Linked DNA regions of Mus musculus: region 1 is linked to region 2. The links are chromatin loops, found by intact Hi-C in ENCODE. Cell type or tissue: left cerebral cortex. All regions are shown on one strand.

The links. A loop is a pair of places that touch in the nucleus more often than their neighbours do. Peaks named below come from ENCODE experiments on the same cell type or tissue, not always from the same donor. Only the 100,000 strongest peaks of a DNase experiment are listed, where the experiment ranks them.
Region 1: it touches region 2 in a loop (3-fold over the local background); 3 of 42 quality-filtered maps call a loop at or near these places.

What each region holds. Positions count from the first base shown.
Region 1 is chr1:121,795,250-121,803,249 of GRCm38, forward strand. No RefSeq gene overlaps it. Among named protein-coding and RNA genes, the nearest start is that of Ddx18, 230 kb to the left of the region's middle. In left cerebral cortex, a CTCF peak has its summit at 3,406; DNase peaks (open chromatin) are centred at 3,470 and 7,480; H3K4me3 peaks cover 188 bases.
Region 2 is chr1:122,353,539-122,361,538 of GRCm38, forward strand. No RefSeq gene overlaps it. Among named protein-coding and RNA genes, the nearest start is that of Gm28590, 150 kb to the left of the region's middle. In left cerebral cortex, no CTCF peak of the experiment used is centred here; a DNase peak (open chromatin) is centred at 3,667.

The DNA.
Region 1 (8,000 bases), 560 kb before region 2:
AGTGGTCATTTTGTTGTCACGGTTGCCCCAATCAAAGAGATGGATAGAGGGTCTTGGGGCTGCAGCTGTTTGTCTGATCATTTAACCTTCGGAAGCCGGTTTTATTAAAGTGTTCCTGTTGCCGAAAATGAATTACAAAGCTTTCCCTTCTTCTGTAGGAAATAAGAGTGCCCAGATGAGATTACACGGCTTCCTATGATATCTAAATAAGATTAGTTTGCTGAAGATCACATTAAAATCCCATTAAAGAGACAGTTCCGCTCCAGCCCCCCTCCTCTCCTCAGGCAAGTTCTGAGAGAGTTGATGAAAATTGCTCAGGGATGACACGCAGGCTTTGGATACCCCGTGGAGACCCGGGAGAGGGGGTGGGAATATTACCCTAGCCACACTCATTGCAGGAGCAGGATCTGTGTGCATGGCCCATTACTTACAGATGACAGTTCCTGACTCTAAGGAGGAAAGACTTTAGGGAAGAATTGGTAATAAGATGAACAGAACACAGGATGGAGCCACCGAGGTCAGTCCCAGAGAACATCCAGGAAATCATTAATTCATTTTTTCATGTGACAAGGATAACAATATTAATGTTTAAGTATTTATAGTCTTCCCTCGAGCTTGCTTCCAAGAAAGAGAGACTATTTGCTCTCAGGAGGCTGCCAAGCTTGGACAGACCTTGCATGTGGAATGCAGACATCATTATCTTCTCCACTTTGTCTCTGTGCCGATTGGTGTGTGGATGTTCATGCACATGTATGTGAAATGTAGAGAACAGCACCTCTTCTACCCCCTCTACATGCACACTGATGAATGTGTGTGCATACATGCACACACATTCGGAATGTAGATCACAGCCTCATCTGTCCTACCTTAGGCACCACCCACCTTGTATTTTTGAGACAGGATTTCTGACTGGCCAGGAGCTCATCAAGTGGTCTGTATGGCCAAATAGTGAACCCCTGGGCTCCACCTGTCTCTAGCACCTCAGTGCTGTGGTTGCAGATGCTGATGTCTTCTAGCATTCACAGGTTTGTGGTGCATAGACATACATGTAGACAAACACACATACATGTTAAATAAAAACAACATGACCATGTTTCAGGATATCAAACTCAGTTGGACATACCTCACTTGCCACTTGTATTATTTCTTACAACAAACAAACAAACAAACAAACAAACAAACAAACAAACAAACAAACAGTTGTTCTAGAAGAGCTGAAGAGATAGCTCTTCCTGTAAGAGCCCTGGGTATTCATCCAGAGGACATCGGTTTGATTCCCAGCATCTACCCACATGGCATATCTCTTCTGTCTTTAATTTATCTCCAGTCCTTAAGGATCCGAGGGTCTGAGTATCAAACTCAAGTAGAATGAATATTAACCTCGGTTACACTGATCTTCAGTAGGAAGGGAAGTGACTGATGCCATAGCACGAAGCAGGATCAATGGGGTGGCCAGAGCTTGAGTACAATCTGATGAAGAGCTAAGAGGTGACTTGGAAGGATCTGTGACAGCAGATGATACTTGGGGAAGATCAGACAGGCGAGGGAATCTGCAAGAGACTCACTTGGTCTATCTGTCAGTGCTTCTTTGAAGACCTTTCAGTGGTTATATACAACTTGTCTTAACTTTTTAATGGCTGCAATGCAGACTTGAAAACCCAAATGTTATTTGATCCTGATCCTTATTGATCCATTCAGGGAAGATGCTATGCTTGTCAGTTTTGTGTTAACTTTCCCAGAACCCCTGAGATAACCTATAAAGGCTTTGGTCCGTGGGCGTTGGCTCCTTGTTTTTGGTCCTACGGTGAGACAGAAAAGCCTGGTGATGAGTGTGTGGTAGAGCGCAGCTGCTCACTTTGTGGTAGCCAGGAGGAAAAGAGGAAGCTGGGGCCCTGACTAAGACCATATCCCTTGAAGAACATGTGACCAGTGACCCAAGTTCCTTTTCCATGTCCTCTCATTATAGTCTCTTTGATTTATTCCTTGACAATTTCATAGATATCCACAGTGTATCTTGGTAATATCCACTCCCGACTTAATCCTTACAGCTAGGTCAGTAATGCTGTTCAATGGTTCTTTATGGTTTGTGGGACACATGACAGGCAGAAAAGATCACAAACTCCATCTCACTTTATGCTTATCAAAGGTGTGGACCTTGAGGAGGGCATGCGTCAGGCTTCTTGTTTTCACCACAACCTCACAACTTTCACTAGGTTAATTAATTTGTTTCATTTTGGTGTTAAATTAAATTCTTTTATTAGTTGATGCCTCTGCCTCTGTCTCTGTCTCTGTCTCTGTCTCTCTCTGTCTCTGTCTCTGTCTCTCTCTGTCTCTCTGTCTCTCTGTCTCTCTGTCTCTCTCTCTCTCTCTCTCTCTCTCTCTCTCTCTCTCTCTCTCTCTCTCTGTGTGTGTGTGTGTGTGTGTGTGTGTGTGTCCCAGGTGTCTGTCCTTAGAGGCCAGAGAGAACATTTGGATGTCCTGGATCTGGAATTACAGGCAGTCATGAGCCACCTTACACCTTACATGAGTGCTACAAGAGCAGTTCATGCTCTTAACCCCTGAGCCACTTCTCCAGCAGCTTTGGTACCATCTGCACCTCAAAGTTGTTTAGAGATCGATTGATTTGTTCAGTTTTATTAACTGTATATTAGCCAGGCTTTTCTAAGGGTCACAGAACTTATGGAATGTCTCTACATATGAAGGGCATTTATTGTAATGACTTACAGTCTGTAGTTCAACTATCCCAACAATGGGTAGCTATGAACAGACACCATGACCAAGGCAACTCTTGTAAGAACAACATTTAATTGGGGCTGGCTTACAGGTTCAGAGATTCAGTCCATTACCATCAGGGTGGGAACACAGCAGCATCTGGGCAGGCATGGTGCAGGAGTTGCTGAGAGTTCTACATCTTCATCTGAAGGCAGTCAGGAGAAGAGGGAGAATGCTGGCTTCCATGCAGCTAGGATGACGGTCTTAAAGCACACACCCACAGTGACACACTCCCTCCAGCAAGGCCACACCTACTCCAAGAAGACCACACTGCCAAATAATGCCACTCCCTGAGCCAAACATATTCAAATTACCACACTGTGCTTATATCTTTGGTCCCACATTTCATCTTTTCTACATTAAAATGGACAAACTGCAATTCCTCTCTGCTACTTGTTTTAACTATGAAAATGAATCCTTCCTACAGGTAAATACAAGTGTCTTTAGCTACCTAGGATACTTTCAATGACAGTGCAAAATATAAAAATGAAACACTCATAAGGATAAATAAATGATAAACACTTTGAAAAATCAAAATACAACATAAACAGGTTTGGGGGGGGGGAGATTACAAAGCGAGATTGAGAAACTTCAGCTTCTTTCACAAACTCATTTTCTGAGACATCTCTAGGTGTCACTGTTGAGACACCATCTGGAAAAGAACACTATCCAGATTTGACACTGAGAAGGGCTGCTGGGGTAGAGTTTGAGTGTCTTTGAGCATGCGCGCGCGCGCGCGCGCGCACACACACACACACACACACACACACAGACACGGGTGGGGCTCTTTTGGCAGGTGATGGTACAGGATCAGATGGAGGAACACGGAGAACTTAACTCTAGCATTCTGCCTTTGCATTCTTAGATTGGTAATTTGGAGAAATAGCATTTCCCGGTCTTCCTTTACTTCTTTTCCTAAGGCTGACTCAAGCCAGCTAGAGCTTCAGGTTGTGTGAAGCCTCCTGTGTGTGGATTTGTGGTGAGATATTAAGTCCTGCTCATAAGAACCCAGGAACCAAAAGAACAGCTTTCAGGTCTAACTTCTAACCAGATCTCTAAGTTAGAGCTGGGTTACATTTCAAGGTTGGGGGTCCTGAAACTCTGATTTTGCAAAGATGTCATCTTATAGTCTTTCCCTTTTTTCTTTTGTTTATTTAGTGCTTTGGGAAAGCTCTCAGAAGGGCTAATTTGTCTAATATAATATGTTTGGATGTACTTCTAATTTTCCTTTTGTAAAAAGTCCTTTCACTAATATTTTAATTGATTAACTTAATGCTGTGCTAAATTAATACTTTTTATTAAATACATTTCATTTTCTAGATTTCAAAGGCTGCCCTTGTCCGTCTTTGAGTCTCACTCTGCAATAGCAGTAAAAGAGCATCAGGTGAACTGTGGGGACATTAAGTGTCTAGTGTGGACAGATGACAAAGATTAGGGTTCCCACAGTTGCTCAGAAGCCATGGCCTACTTTACGGACAGTGTTGTCCAGCCAAGTTCAAAAGTGTTTACCCTAAGGGCAAGGTGTATAGAGTGATCCATTTTGAGCATGTGAGAAATGGGTATGGGGGACTTTTGGGATATCATTGGAAATGTAATTGAGGAAAATATGTAATAAAAATATTAAAAAAAGAGAAATCACTTATAAAGAACAAACAAAAAACACAAATGTCTGGAACGGTGGGAAGCTAGGTATTCCTAAAGACCAGGATGAGGATGGGGATATGGAGGCAGTATTTCCATGGTGACTCCTCTTTGATGCCTTCAAAACAAAGAAACTGACCACAGACATTATTCCCTCGGTAAACATAGCTGTTCTCTCTCTCTCTCTCTGTCTTTCTCTGTCTATCTCTCGCTCTATATCTATGTCTATGTCTATGTCTATGTCTATGTCTATGTCTATATCTATATCCATATCTATATACTGTATACACACACACACATACACACACACACACACACACACTCAGTTCACAAATGTACATTTATGTGTCTGTACATGTTTATGAGTGCACATGTATGTGTGTGCACATCTGTGAAGGCTAGAGTTTGACATTAAGTGTCACTTTCCATCACTTTCCAGCATCTCTCAGTGAACCTGGAGCTCACCAATCAACCTAAGTGGGCTGGTCACTGAGCCTAAGGGCTTTGGTCGTTTCTGTCTCTGACTGTTGGGATTACAGGCATCTGTTGTGTTCAGCTTTTACACAGTGCTGCAGACTGAACTCAGGGATTCTTGCTTGCACAACAAACACTTCACTAACCTAGGTATCTCCATAGACTCTGTTCATCTCCTTTAAAACAAAGTGAGGTGTCTGAAGAGAGAAAATCTAAGTTAGAGTTGACAAGTACTTTTTTTTTTTTTTTGTTAGACAGTAATTGTTTTGATGACTTATTTTTCTTGCCTGATGAGAAAATCAAGCAGAAGGATTATATGTGGGTTTCTGGACGGAGGTGAGAAACTCAACTCTGTCAGAAGCGGGTAATAGATGTTTGTGCTAATGGCTAACCATCAGTTAGCCTCTCGTGGTTGATTAGGAAATGGTCAGCACCTCTACTGTGCTGGCTGGCTGCCAGGCATGCTTACGAATACTCTGCACATATTCACCCATTTGCTTCCTGTCAGGTAGATAATGGGGCCATCCCAATTTTATCCCTCAAGAAATGAGGCATGATATGTTAGAAGATTCTGCTAATGTCTCATAGTTAACAGGAAACAGAAGTGAGATTTGAACTCTGGCTAGTCTGGTTAAGGTTACACGTGATGAACTAATTGGATATTAAGTGTTAGTTAATTACACTTTATGACAATTTACATTTTATGAATTATAGAGATAGATGAAAAACATGCATTATTTTGGGGGGTTGGGAGTTGGGAATGGGGGGTAGTCATCTCTGGAAGAGTAGCTGAGGCTGACATGTTTATGCCTAGAGGAAGTAGTGCCAGAAGTAACAGAGCGATTTCATCAGTTTAGTAAGTCTTAATGAGTAACATATATATATACATACATACACACACATATATATAATTTCTGGAGATGGCTACAGTGGCAAGAGAGAGAGGGGGAAGAGGTGGTGTTGATAGAGGGGAGGGAGGAGGGAGGAAGGACGGAGGAGGGGATGAAGGAGGGAGGAAGGAAGCAAGGGATTGAGCTGTGTGTGGTGGCACACACCTGTGATTCCAGGGAGATAGACGCTGACAGATTAAGAGTTCAAGACCAGACAAAGGCACATAGCAATTTCAAAGCTAGTCATTCTATGTGACCCTCTATCTCAAAAAACAAACAAGGGGCTGGATAGACGGCTTAGTGTTTACTGGTATTTTTCCAGAGGACCTGCACTTAATTCCTAGCATCTGTGTGCAGGCTCACAACTGTAACTCCAGTTTTGGGATCCAATGCCTTCTTCTGGCCCCTGTCAGTACTGCTTGTACATGGTGCACTGACCTACATGTGGGCACACACACACACATTAAACAAAATTAAAAGAACAAAAAAGCTAAATAAAAAACAAAACAAAAGGAAGAAAAACAGAAAGGAAAGGAAAGAATGGCAGATAAAGAACTGTCTGTCATCTTAGACATTATTTTCTAAGTCGTTGCTAGGAATAACCCAGATTGTATGGATCAGATTCAAGAGTTTGACAAAATGTACGTAGAAACTGTAAATCTTGCTGTTTTGTTTCATGTGTGTAGAGCTGCAACTGTATCCTGGGGCTGTTCAAATTCAAAACGACATCACTGCTGCCCTAAGGGTTGACAATGCAAACAGTCAGATTTGATTTTTTTTTTTTAAACCAGAAGCAAATGTTGCACATCACCGTTGCTTCTGCTTCTTTCCATTTTAAATTGGTGCTTATTCCAAGAGCACTGACATCCACCCCACTGATTCCACTCCATGCCTCAGTGAGGGAAAGTGGGATATATGCCTAAAATATTTCTTGCTCTGCGGCAGTTATATATAAGAAGTGACATTCCTCAACCGTTCTGCACAGGGCAGTCAGCTACTTGTATCAGCTTTTCCTGTCAAACAGAAACGTCAGGATTAGAGAAACGAGGAGGCTGGCAAGATGGCTCAGTAGGTGAGGGTGCGTGCTGCCAAGCCTGTTCATCTGAGTGTGAGGGTTTGATCCTTGGCCTCCCCATGGGAGGAGAGAACCAGTTGCCCTCCACAGGTGCTGTGTGCGTGTGTGAAAGAGAGAGAACACACCTTCATTTATAACATCATCATCATCATCACTGCAATAATAACAGTGAATACCAGTAACTCGTAGACAGCCACCTCAGAATAAATGCTGGGAGATACCTGGTAATTTCCCTACCAAACTAATGTCTTTTGTGTCAAGAAGTCTCCCAAATGTCACTGTAGAGTCAGCACACCATAGACTTCTGACCCATGGTCTTTATGATGCTCTAGCTAGCTAGCCTATTGTTAAGTAGGTCACTTTCTGCCAGTAAGATAGCAGTTAATCCCCATTCCTAGGGTGAAAAGCCAATAATTGAGCTTAAGTGACTTCCACAGGGCATCTATGGATGTCTGCCTACTGTTATAAGATGGTCCATCCTGCACATACTCCCGAGGACCAGCCCTCAGGTGCATGGAGCTCACAGTGGAAACCTTGGCATGAATATCAGGCCTGGGACAGAGTTGGCTTGGTTCCTGAAGTTCTAACAGCTTGCAGTGTGATAGAAACTCATTCTTGCTTCATCTCAACAGATTCCAACCAACACCGTTGTCGGAGCCTGTGCTCGGCACTGCCACCCAAAGTCAGGGACTATCTGGTTCCATCCTGAAGAAATGCCAGGTGCACCCACTGGATTTTGTTTTATAGATTTATGTACTTCTTCTTTTCAAATGGTCAGTGGGGAATTTTAAAATCTCTGTAAATGGAGATTCAGGGAAGACTTCCAAGCCTCTCATTACATTAGTGACTGGCAGAGGGCCAAAAGAAAAAGAAAAAGAAAAAGAAACCCAACAACTCTGGAGCATAGAGAGTAAAACAGAAAAACAGAATGAAAGAAATCATAATCATATGTGAGACAATCTAACAGCAGAGAGGTATGGAGAGACAGGTTCTTTACAATGGGGAGATGTGTTGCCATTTCACAGAAAGCCAAGTGGCTGTTAACTGGCTGTGTGCACTACACACTCCCTCAATGTATGGTCTACTCCTTGTGTTACCTGGGGTCTGACTAGACCAGGTGTTTCTAAGTTCTTGGCATCGTACTCAAA
Region 2 (8,000 bases):
TTAATGTTTAACACAGACATATGGAAATTATTATATTATATATAATATTTTATTATTTAAAATATTTTTAGATTTAATACAATTGCATATATTACATATTAAATATAATTGTATACTATTTTATGAATATATAACTAATATATTACTAACCTATCTCATGAATTTTACATTTTTCTTTTTCTGGTTCGAATGCTATTCTGTGGAAACGCTTCTGAATATTAATGAGAACTGTGCTGATTCACAGACCATGCTCTCTGTTTCTCTCCAAATTTCCCATGCTTATCTTTCCCTCTGAGGACAGAAGGGCATATTTTCTAGTTTCACAGACCACTGGGCAGCACTATTATTTAAATATTTGCTGAGAGAATTGTGGTATTTATTTAAATTTTAAGTTGAAATTTACTGAGTAGTAACACAGTACATTCATTTGGGGGCTGTGGGAGAGATGGTTCAGCAGTTAAAAACATCCTGTAACTACTTCTGCCCATGTGATTTTATACCTTCTTCTGGCCTCTGTGGGTAGTGCATGTGCATGCACACACACACACACACACACCTACACACACACACACACACACACACACACACACACACACACTTAAAAATACAAGATTACATGTTTCATAAATTATGTTCCTGGGGATGATGGTGGTGGTGAAGATCAAGTTTGCACTGATGTGACTGGAGGTGCTGGAGGTTGGATCTCAGTTGTACTAGACCCATATTCTACCACTGAGCCATAGACCTTGACTCTTATTGATTCTAAGTCTTTGATTAAAAGTGATTATAACCAATGTTTAAAATTTTTATATTTTTTTTTGTTAGAGGCATATATCTTTTTTATAACGTTCTCATTGTTGTCAGTCCTTCAAAATCTTTGCTGCACAGGTATGATGATATGAGTTGGAACCTCATAACTGACCCATAAAGCCTGGAGTGACCCAGTGTGCCTGTCCTCTGTGTTCTCTGGGGGATTGAAGTAAGATGCTCACTGATGCTCTTTCGCTGCCACCTTAGGTTCAGGCTCTGTGAGAGATAATTTCTTAAGAAAAGAATTAGACATAGAGTGATAAAGAGAAGGATAGGTTGTGTTTTCCCCTTGCTTACAAGCCAACCACACATGTGTGTGAGCACACACACACACATACACACACACACACACACACACACACACAAACACACACTTTTCATAGTTTACCATCTACAGTGACTGTTCTAAACAGTTTGCAAGGAAAGATTGTAAGATATGGGCTCCTAGAAACTGCTGTACCGAACAACCTCAAAAGCGAGAAGAGCTAACATTACCCCAAGAAATGAGAACAGATCTCAGCAGCACTAATGCACTTAGGGTAAGATACACTATCTTTAGCAACATGCAAAGGCATCAGCATTATTTTCAAGAAATCTTGTGAAACTGAAAGTCAAGAGAACCTACCAGCACATCCCTGGGCTGCCTGTGTGGTTCAAAGCACAGTTCAGGCTAATAATCCATGCTCAATGACAAAGCCACAGTGTGAGATTTCAAGGTGTTTTACTCAATGAAGACACATTATCAAAAGCATCCAAACAGAATACCACTGTAGTACTATTGAAGAACCCCTCTTTCCTTCTGTTGATTGTCAGTGCCCTAGTATTTTAGATAACTTGTTTATGCGTAGCACAATATGCAAGCAGCTTTATACGCGTTGCTGCATACACCTAAGTGTCTGGCCCTAGTTCAAAGCCAGACAATTTTCAAGTGACTGGCTCAGTATCTTTAATAACAATAGTATCCTAGTTAGGGTTTCTATTGCTGTGATAAAGACCATGACCAAAACAAACACAAGGGGACACCAGTTAGAGTCATTTGGGAAGATGGAGTCTCAATTGAGAAAATGCTCCCTCTACTATCATCACCCAGATTGGCCTGTAGGCAAGCCTATGGTAGTTTTTCTTGATTAATGACTAATGTGGTAGAGACCAGCTCTCTGTGGGTGATGCCACCCTTAGTCTGTTGGTCTTAAGTACAATAAGAAATCAAACTGAGCAAGCCATAAGAAGCAAGCCAATAAGCAGGACCCTCAAAAACCATGAGGACATTCCATTAACATAAAACTATCCATCACAAATAAGCAACATCTTATCTCACATGGCCAAATGTGGAATGTCCTCATGGTTTTATGTGTCTCTCAACTTGGTCTCACATTAATGGTGCTGTTTAGTGTAGCTACACAACTTATAGGAGGTTGGGCTCTTCCGGAAGAAGTGAGTCATTGGGTTTGGCGTATTTGAGGTTTCATAGCTATTATGGTTTATATATGCTCAGTCTAGGGGATGGAACAATTAGGAGGTGTGGCCTTTTTGGAGTAGGTGTGTCACTGTGGGTGTGGGCTTAAGACAGTTACCCTAACTGCCTGGAAGTCAATCTTCCACTAGCAGCCTTCAAATGAAGATATAGAACACTCAGCTCTGCCTGCATCATGTCTGCCTTGATAGATGCTGCCATGCTCCCACTTTGATAATGATGGACTGAAACTCTGAACCTGTAAGCCAGCCCAATTAAACGTTGTCCTTTATAAGACGTTGTGTTGGTCATGGTGTCTGTTCATAGCAGAAAAACTATAACTAAGACAGAAGTTGGTACCAGAGACTGGGGTATTGTGATCTAACCATACTTTTGTTTAGAAGAATGTGTATTTTGGGACTTTGGATTTGGAAAGCCGTGGGATGCTTTAAATGGGACTTAATGGGCTATCCCAGTAGGAATACAGAAGACTTGATACTGAGAGTGATTTGAATTATGCAGACCTGGCCTAAGAGGTTTCAGTAGAGAATTTCAACATGTGGCCTAGCGACTGTTTTTGTGGTATTTTGATGAAGAATGTGGCTACATTTTTGCCCTTGTCTGAAGACTTTGCCTGAGCCAACTGAGCGGTGCAGGCCTTAAGGGCCTTGAAGGCAAGATCAGCAACCTGGTTAAAGTAAGCATGCAGTCAGACAGTGGCCTGAATGATGCCAGGGTTAATGGATGCCCCTGTGTCACAAGTAACATTAAGGTTATATTCTAGGTTAATCCTAGCCTGATTCTCAGCCAAGTCATGATATACAGACCACCAATTAAGAAACAAGGCAAGGTCAAGCACCACCTTAAGGAGATTATACCAATCATAATAGGTCTGATGGTAAATGGCCCATTGCTTTAGCACTTGCTCAAAATAAGGGGAATCTGGGCCAGAATCATTGGCAGCATTTCTGATTAGTGCCAAGTTTGCCAGCTGAGTGGGAATTCCGGACCTAGTCGCTGCACTAAGGCCAGGATTGACAGGTAAAGCCTCACAATATACCTTAGAAGAATGAGGCCCCCCAGGGGAATGGCAGTCCAGCTCGAGGGACAGGCATCGCAGGAGCGACCACCACAGGAATAACTGCTGGAAGGCAAAGTCCCTCTAAACCACTTTATGGGTAAGCTGGGAGAACCTCCAATGGGGCAGGGGCAGAAGGGCTAGTGAGCGAGGGACCTGGGAGAGCAGGGGTAGAGGATGGCCTGGAGCCTGACTACCAGATGGCCGGAGCAGAGGCACCCTCATACTCATTCTTGAGATCATTTTTTTTCCCTTAAGGTACTTGTTGACTATCGGTCTCATGCCCGTATTTAGCCTTAGATGGAGTTTACCACCCGCTTTGGGCTGCATTCCCAAGCAACCCGACTCCGGGAAGACCCAAGCCTGGGGCTGGGCCTCCATCAGAAGGACTTGAGCCCACAAGCGGCGCTGGGGAGTGGGTCTTCTGTACACCACATTTCGCGCGCCGCGCCGCGCCTTGAGATCATTTTACTTTCCTGGAAAATTGGGAGTGGTTCATAATAGAAAGTTGAATATTAGCCTGATCCTGGCACTGTTTGTAATGGGCAGCCACCACTTCCTCTGGGGAAGAATTCTTAAGACTGGCAATAACTGTAAGGAGGAAAGGGACAAAACACAAGGGAGGTGTAATCCCAGACTGTACCTTGATCTTGCAGATGAGGAAGAGAACACACATCCAGGGGTCAGGGTCCTACATATTCTCTGGTGACATCCAGGGGGCCAAAATAGCAACTTCCTCTCAAAGTTGGTCTATATCATGTTTTTATCTTGAGACCACAAGTAACTAGAAGGGTTTTGAGTGCCCTAATCTGGGGTTCCTTGATGGTAGAGGGGAGGGGACCCATAATGACAAGAGCAAAGGAAACAAACAATGAACAGATATGAGAGATATGACAGGCAAGGCAAGAAAAGTCTTATACTAAGCAGGGGACTCCCTCAAGTGTAGCTCAAAGGCTATATGCCTTCATGGTGTCCTCAGTTGGAAAAGGTGTTTGGGAGTCAGTTCCCTGTTCCATCACCTGGAAGTCCCTATGTCAGATACCAGGATGAAGACAAGCTGAAAGTGAAAGTAAGTAGCTCTTAGAGAATAGTGGACAAAGACAAAGAAGACAGAAAAGAGTCCACATGCTCACCCTGTAACCTAGACCAGAACTGAAAGTATGTAGATTTGCTAGGGTGAGCAGAAAAACAAAGACAAAGGAAAAAAAGAAAAGATGGCCACCACATGCTCATTGTTGAACTGAGACCAAAAGAGACAGTATGACAGTCACTGGGATGAACAGACAACAGAGATAAAGAAGACAGAAGTGAGGTCTGTGTACTCACCTTCACAGGACCCACAGCATAAAACAATAAGGGGCCAACTCACTGAAGAAACTACATAAAGGGGCATGACAGTAACTCCAAGGAGAAGAAGAGCAGGTCAGGGAAAACCATGGGCACAGTCCTTGCAGTTACAGGCAAAATGAGCCCCTAGAAAAGGAGGATCACAAAAGTAGCCACAAAACAATGATTTTGCTGAAAGGACCCTGATATAGCTGTCTCATATGAGGCTATGCCAGTGCCTGGCAAATACAGAAGTGGATCCTCACAGTCATCTATTGGATAGAACACAGGGCCCCCAATGGAGAAGCTAGAGAAAGCAACCAAGGAGCTGAAGAGGTCTGCAACCCTATAGGTGGAACAACAATATGAATTAAACAGTACCCCCAGAGCTTATGTCTCTAGCTGTGTATCAGAAGATGGACTAGTCGGCCATCATTGGGAAGAGAGGCTCCTTGGTATTGCAAACTTTATATGCCCCAGTACAGGGGAACGCCAGGGCCAAGAAGTAGGAGTGGGTGGGTAGGGGAAGTTTATAGGGAACTTAAAAAAAAAAAAGATGATGAAGTAGTCCATAGACCACTCTGGGTGACAGATGTTACCTGTGCCATTCGACCCTATTTGCCCTTGGGCATTGGAGGTGAGGTGGCACTGAATCAACAACACAGACTGCAGAGCAAGGGAGAAAGGCTGCAGCAAGCTCACCTGAATGCTGCTGCAAGCTTCTTTAATACTCTCCATCAATGCCCCATTGGTCCCAAGAAAGTAGCTCCTCTAAATAGCAGTTCCTGATTGGTTGGCATTGTCTGTGCCAGCAATCCTTGGTCTCTCAGGTAGTCCTAAATTAGGTCCTCCTGCAGGAGATGCCTTTGACCTGCACATTGATGCAGATGTGGCACACCATTCCTCCTACATCCTGCTGTAAGATTCACAGATGATAATGCAACTTTTATTAAATAACCTTTCACATAAAAAAAAGAGAGAGCAAATAGGCCTGGACAGTAGGCAAAGGCATTTGTCACTCTATGCAATGTCTTGAGTTTCATCCGTGGGATCCACATAGTGCAAGAAGAAAAGCAATTCTAGCAAGTTGCCCCCTGTCTTCATGAAGTACCCTGGCATATGTGTGGGTAAACGAAATAAATAGATTTAAAAAAAAGAAATAAAATAAAACAATAGACAACTAATCGAAAAAGGTCAACAGAAAGAAAGGTCTGTGACTTTGGTTTTACCAGTGAAATCAACCTTTGATCTGTGCTGGGATTTGCTTACGGTGGGCTTTAGCAATTATTAAAAGGAAAAAGAATCACCATGGATCTTATGCAGATCACACTTCTCTGAGCTTTCCTCTCAGCCTGCAAAATCTTCCTTGGCGTGTTCAGAGGCACTTTATATCCAGAGTACACCTTACATTTCTCCTCATCCTGCACATTATTTTAGATTCTTGACTTACCCATTCATTTCACACCTCTAGGGTACTGCCAATGCTGGCCAGATGTCTGAAAACAACCTCATCTTCTCCTTATCTATTTCCTTAGAAATTCCATCAATGCTATCTATAGATCTAGAAATAACATAGATAAATATATGTATCTTTGATTTTCTCCCTTATCTATTACTTGCCTCCACTCACTGTTGACTTTTGTAGAGTTGCTTCTGTTATGTGTCTTTTAGTGGAGAGCTTATTTAAGTGTATTTTAATTATTCTTTTTTTCCCCTGTAGTAATGTTCTCAATATTTTAATGAGAAAAAGAAATTCACAGAGAAGTTTTAATACAATACACCTCATGCTGTGGTGGTGATCCACACCCATACAATTATTTAGTTGCTACTTCATATCAGTACCTTCACTGCTATTATAAACTGTAATATAAATATCTAATAGGCAGTTGGTCTTAGACAACCTCTATGAAATGGTCATTATACCCAAACCAGAGGTTGAGAATTGTTGCACTAGAGTCATTTGAGAGGAGGGAACTTCAATGGAGAAAATGCCTCAATAAGTTCAGGCAGTGGGTATTTTCTTAAATAACAATTGGTCAGGGAGAGATCAACTCACTACAGAGGGTGCCACAGCTGGACTGGTGGTGCTGTGGGAAAGCAGTTGAAGCAAGCCATGGGGAGCAAGCCAGGTCACATAAAAAATAAAAGAAAGAAAGCAGGGCCCTGATATATCTGCAAGAGGAACGCTCAATAGCTAATAGCAGAATTGGCTCAACTATAAACAGAAATGTTCTTTTATTTGTCATAATGGGAAAGGAGGAGGTAGAATGTGCTATGCTCATCCCTCTGCCACTGGGCAGATACCAGCAATGACAACTGCAGGACAGAAACTATGTACCAGAAATTCCTCAGAGCTAGAAAGGTATTCAAGGGTTGCCTTTTTGCCCACACCCACCTTTTTTTTTCTGGGCAGAAGGTTTTAATAATACTCATTTTATGTGAGTCTCCTGAGCAAGGCAGCAACTTGTTTGTAGTAACTGAAAGCTAACAAAGCAAAAGGTAGGTTATTAAATGATCACAATTTCAAATCAATACTGTTAATATTTGAGTCACAGTTCTTGAGACTGCTTTTTCGGTTGGGTTTCTAACTATCTTTTTTGCTTTTTAATTGATTATTTTATTTATTTACATTTCAAATGTTGCCCCTCCCACTTCACTCCTCAAAGCATTCTTCACTCCATTCCCCATTTGCCTCTGAGAGGTTGTTCCCCTCCCAAGCATCTGCTTCCTGTGTGGGGGGGGGGGGTATCAATCAATCAATAGGATTAGGCACTTCTTCTCTCACTGAGGCCAGACAAGGCAGTCCTCTGCTACATATGTGCTGAGAGCCTCAGGCCAGTCCATGTATGCTCTTTGGTTGGTGGATTAGACTCTGGGAGCTCCCAGGGGTGAAGGTTAGTTGACACTGTTGGTCTTCCTATGGGGTTTGCATCCCCTTCAGCCCCTTCAGTCCTTCACCTGACTTTTATAGGGATTCCTGACATCAGTCCAATGGTTGACTGTAGGCATTTGCAACTGTCTATGTCAGCTTCTGGTAAAGTCTCTCAGATGACAACCATGCTAGACTCCTGTCTGTAAGAAAAACATGACATCAGTAATAGTGTCAGTAATGGTACCTGTCCATGGGATGGATCCCAAGTTGGGCTGGTCACTGGATGGCTTTTCTTTCAGTCTCTGCTCCATTTTTGTCCTTGCCTTTCTTTTATACAAGGACAACTTTGGGTCATAAGTTATAAATGTGGGTTGGTGACCTGATCCCTCTACTGGGGGGTTCTGTCTATCTACTGGAGATGGTCTCTTCAGGTTCCATCTCCCCATTGCTGGGGATTTTGG